Regions from separate parts of the Homo sapiens genome. Here region 1 is linked to region 2. The links are chromatin loops, found by intact Hi-C in ENCODE. Cell type or tissue: A673. All regions are shown on one strand. Region 1 overlaps AUTS2 (activator of transcription and developmental regulator AUTS2). Region 2 overlaps AUTS2 (activator of transcription and developmental regulator AUTS2).

The links. A loop is a pair of places that touch in the nucleus more often than their neighbours do. Peaks named below come from ENCODE experiments on the same cell type or tissue, not always from the same donor. Only the 100,000 strongest peaks of a DNase experiment are listed, where the experiment ranks them.
Region 1: a loop joins it to region 2, with 2.0 times the contacts of the local background. A loop is called at or near these places in 1 of 110 quality-filtered maps.

Annotation. Positions count from the first base shown.
Region 1 is chr7:69,901,209-69,903,708 of GRCh38, forward strand. The region is part of intron 2 of AUTS2 (activator of transcription and developmental regulator AUTS2); the gene reads left to right. Among named protein-coding and RNA genes, the nearest start is that of AUTS2, 300 kb to the left of the region's middle. In A673, no CTCF peak of the experiment used is centred here; DNase peaks (open chromatin) are centred at 1,373, 1,993 and 2,383; H3K4me3 peaks cover 805 bases; H3K27ac peaks cover 178 bases.
Region 2 is chr7:69,768,300-69,770,799 of GRCh38, forward strand. The region is part of intron 1 of AUTS2 (activator of transcription and developmental regulator AUTS2); the gene reads left to right. Among named protein-coding and RNA genes, the nearest start is that of AUTS2, 170 kb to the left of the region's middle. In A673, no CTCF peak of the experiment used is centred here; a DNase peak (open chromatin) is centred at 1,152.

The sequences.
Region 1 (2,500 bases), 130 kb after region 2:
GCCTCTGTGTGAGATATGTGAGAAAAGTAATTAATCTCAGTGGAGAGAGATTGCAATGTAACCACCCCCCTCTCCCTCAGGCCCCCGCCCCAGCAGGGTAAGAAGGAAGCCTTCTTACTCTGAGTTAACACCAAGCTGCGGATCCTCATCCTTGAATCTTTTTCTTCTAGACGTGATCTGACTTTTCTATTCTGTGTCCTCAGAATTATTCTTTGTATTTCTTTCTACTTCTTCGAGACTTTCAAGGTCCTCTGGTGACAGAGTTTTATGATCGGAAAAGAAGACTAAGACGTAACACATCTTAAATTTGAGTAGCTTTTGGTCTTAATGGCCAACTCTCTTGTACTAATGGTATTTGAAATCAAAGCTATCTTTGTTTTAGGTAACATATTTGAAAAGCAAGTATTTTGACTCTTTATGAATCATGGAGAAGGAAAGCATGAATTGTATCTTTGGCCCTATGTAAAACTTTTAAAAACAAGGAGTATTTTCTTACCTTCAGTGTTGATGCCAAAATATGTTATCCAATCAAGTGTTATATTTCTAGTAAGAAGGAATGCAGAAGGTGATAATTGAGATAAGGCCATAATACTTCTCATTTTTAATATTCTTAGAATCACTTGTGCTATTATGAAATCCCAAACAAGTCACCATCTGGTAACAGCCCATCTGGAAAATGAAGGGCTTGGACTTGAATGTTTCTTAGGCTCCTCCCTCTGGGTCCCATAGTTTTTTAAATTTATGAATAACACAAATACAGTGTTGTAAAGGTCTGTAAAGGAGTCTGTAGGTCTGAAGGTAATGCCGTTTTGGAGTCAGTCTGTAACTGATAGGCTCTGTGAAGACATTTATTTATTTTTAATGTTTTTTTTTCTTTAAAATTTTGTTTTCATGTAATATGAAGACATTTAAAGGAGAAGGGTAAGATGCATTTATAGTAGGAGGGAGGGGAGTGGTCCATTGTGTGTCAGTCCAGACAACTGCCATCTGTTATGTGATCATTGGTAAAAGGTGACACATGAGTGTTTAATGACCATAGTAGATGTTCAAAAAGCTTGTCTGAAGAATACTCGTGATTGCTTTCCTATCATCCTAGATGCCTGTAAATATCACAATTACTTTATCGCCTGCGTTTGCCTCTTATCAGGTAAAGAAACTGAATCTGACCATCTTAGCTGGGAGGGGACCTTGAGATGAGAGTGAGCTTTGAGGAGCATTTCTACATTAATGGATTGTCATTTAGTGCCTGTTATTGAGAACTACAGATGAAATAGGGAAGAGGCGAGAACTTAGTCTTTATTTCTGACTTGGTTAGAATGAATTAGGTTTGCATCTTATTAGGAAATGGTACTTCCTGAGCAGACAACTTAATGCACAGCTTTCCTGTAATTATGGGAAGATGTTACTCCTTAGTAGAGAGGAAAGAATAGGATTTTTTTTTCTGAGACTCCGTTGAAGGCAACTGATCTTTTTACTCGGAGGGTGCAATTATAATACTTTTATAGGAAAGATGTATAGTTCTAAAACCAAACTGCTTATTCTTTCACTTGCCTGGTTGTAAAACCCAAGTTCTTGTGATGTTTTTCCATACTACCAAAAGAAAGCTTTTAAACTGACACTTATTTGTTGGATTATGTTTTTAAGTATAAATACATACTGCCTTAGAAGATGCTGAGGTGGCACCTGTCTTGGCAAATGGTTGCACTTTTTGATATGAGAAATTTGAATACTTTTCTTACTTCCCAAAGGGGTTAAAATTATGAAGAAATCAATAAATTACCTCTTATACAACTCTTATACAAAATAGCGCATGTCTTTCTGACCTCTGTAAATGAACTATTTGTTCATGATGTAAGCACTTAGACATGATATAAAAAAAGTTTTATCATTTACTTACAAGGACATGGTACTTTTTTTTTCTCAATGGAGATTTGGGGGTGGGAAAAGCAAAAGAGGTTGCACATGGCCTCTCCTTAAGGAGCTTTATTCTCTAATTGGGAGACCAAGTCACAATGAAACCACTCAGGAACACAAGGAAGTCAGGTGTCGCTAAACCGATAAGCCAAATTATAACTTCCTGAGAAGCACTTTGGGAAAACTTAACCCTTCCCAGGGCATTGAGTTTAATTTCAGTATATCTGACTTCTAGACCATGGAGAATTCTTAAAAAATTTAGGACTTTGTAGTTTAAAACACACAGAGAGCAAAAGGGTTTTAAAAATAGAGTACCAATGATGAAAAGTTGATGAGCATTCAGAGAACTCTCAGATTTGGCTCTGACTGGATTTCTAAATCTCCATTTAGTCCATTAGTCTGTCCTTTCTCTGTAGTATCAACTGAGCCAGAGGAAATAGGCTTAAGTGAGCTAGAAGGCATTTTTAGGTTATATGAACTCTTCTAACAGACACCAAGATGAATCATCAAAATAAATCCTGTGGTCTCCCTCCTTAACTGAATTTTAGGTGCCAAAAAGCCATTCATCTTAGGGCAGAATTTCCTA
Region 2 (2,500 bases):
TTACCATGTGCTAGGTACTTTGTAATTAAGCATTTTACTTACATAAACTCATTTAATTTTACAATAACCTAGTGGAGTACATTTCAGTTTCATAGATAGTGAAAAAGACACACAGAACGGAGGTTACCTGCTCAGTTCAAACCCTGGAGTGTAGCCTGTGAGTGTATATTTCTTTTTGCATGTGGTTAATAAATTAATGTTGTATTTACAGCTTTGCAGAGCTGGGATGCCCTTAACACATGCAGCTCTGGACCTATATAAGCTGTCAGGTGTAGAAGAGTGAGCAGGAAAACCTTGTGGGGGTAACTGATTCCTTGTACAAAAGAACCAGATTTCAGTTAGTGATGAAAATGGAGGAAGTGAAGAATCCAAGTCGAATGATAGAAAAGGTTATGTGTCGTTGGGCAAGGGTTCAAAAGACCTAGTTGTCTTGATTAGAGAGGAGGGGAGCTGAGGGAAAATGAGTCACAGAGGAGGAAATAATGAAGATGAAGTGGCCAGAGAAGACGGGCTCCTGCAAGGAGGGGCCTGGGTTTTAGATAGCCTCCAAGAAGGACAGGAAGTGTGGCCTGATGGGATTAGCTAGTCTCAAGACACCAGGTAGAATGCAGGCCATCTTTGTAGACTGGGCCTTGGGGTGTCCAAACCATGAAATGCATGGCAGAGTGTGGACACACTTGTTTGTTTATACTCTTTCTCCCATCCTGTACAATGAGGCAGAACATGAAGGAAAAATTAACAAACACCCCAAGTCTCCTGACACAGGGATCAAAACATATTGATGATGTCTTGCAAATCTGATAATTTCATTGAACCATGTGAAGCTTAAAATTGATACATAGGCATACCCTTAACATTAAGTGCTGCTGTCAGTCTGACATAGCTGGATAAACCAATGTTGAATAATCTATTAAATATGTCAGACTTGAACAAAGAACGTAAATCATATTATATTATTTCAGCTGTAATTAGGTGGGAGATAAAATCACAAATAGATGAGTTTAGTGAATATTTCTTAGTGTGTACACAGTGTCACTGGAATTTCTTTCCTTGCTCTATGGGAAGAAAGAAATTGACTGCCTTCCAAGTATTGACTGCTGTCCAGGAAGTGGGAGGTTGAAGGGTGACTTATGTAATGTTCACAGAGTGGGTTTCATTTATAAATTCAATGAGATTAGCTACAATCTTCCTGAAGTTAATGGTGATGGAAATGCACCATTCTGCATTTAGCTGGAAATAGCTAGCTATCCAACTTGGAGACTTAATTGTTCCTCAGATTATGATATGTTTGCATTTATATCTCCCTCCCCTCCTTTCCTGGGAGCTGGCTGCTGCCTTTATTGTCTAGAAATTAATAATGCAGACCAGAGCTTGTGGGTGAACAGGGCGATGTATTGCCAGTCTTTTGATGTTCCTGTTTCCCAACCCACGGAGTAAACTTGATTATTGAGAATAAACAAGGGACATAAACTAAGGTGGAAAAGATAAAGAAATTGCATTAGGAGGGTCCAGTGAACTGAGCTGTAGCTAAGAAATGGAGATAATTCTAGTCATTACTTCACGGGGTTGTTGTGAAGGGTGAAATATATGTTAAACCTTCAGAACAGTGCCTGCCATGTAGCAAGTGTTTCAGTATATATCAGGTTGCTTTCATTGTTATAAGAAAACTAATTGGCATTTGTGGTGGATGGTCAGGGTGGTGTGAATGTGAAATTCAAGAGCATAAACATGGTTGTTTCCTCCCAGATGGTTGGTATAGTGAAACAGACAGTTAAGGGTAAGGAAGTGTAGGCCCTCATTGGGGCTACACATCACAGCATGCTATTAATATAAGCAGTGTATACTGGTCATCTTTTATTGAGAGGCTATGGCTTTTTTGTGTGTGTGCTGGTGGTTTTTAAAATATTAGTTTGATTCATTTCAGGTGATTTTGTTAATCTAGCAAAACATCTTCTTGCACTTTTTACATTATAAATGAGGACCATAGAACTTTGTGTGGACATTGCAGTCATTCAGCAGACATTTAGCAAATGCGTATAATGTGTGTGAATATTTTTTTGTATGAAAGGTTTTCGACACCTGAGACTCACTACCCTCAGCCCTGAGTTCACATGATGGGTCGGTGGATTTCCAGAGAGGCAGGTGGAGGCGCCGCAGTGGGAGCATCCTGGCTACCTGAGATGTGTTTTGAGGTGCCAGCCTCTTGGCTCCAGCTGGAGCCAATTGGCCTGTTGGGCATGAGCTACATGGCATGTAGAGTGAGCTACATGACATGTAGAGTGAGCTACATGGAGTTAGAGGTGGTTATCCTACTTCTTCTACATCACAACTTTGCAGAGCGCTTCATATAAGACTTTTGTAAATTTCGGAGATAGTGTGCTTTATATAGCAAGGATTTCCAGGGACCTACTAGAGGACAACAGAAGGCTGACATTTCCCCCTCCAGGCCAGTAGCTTGTCTTTCATTACTTTGCATAATAACTACTTCCGCTTGCTTTTT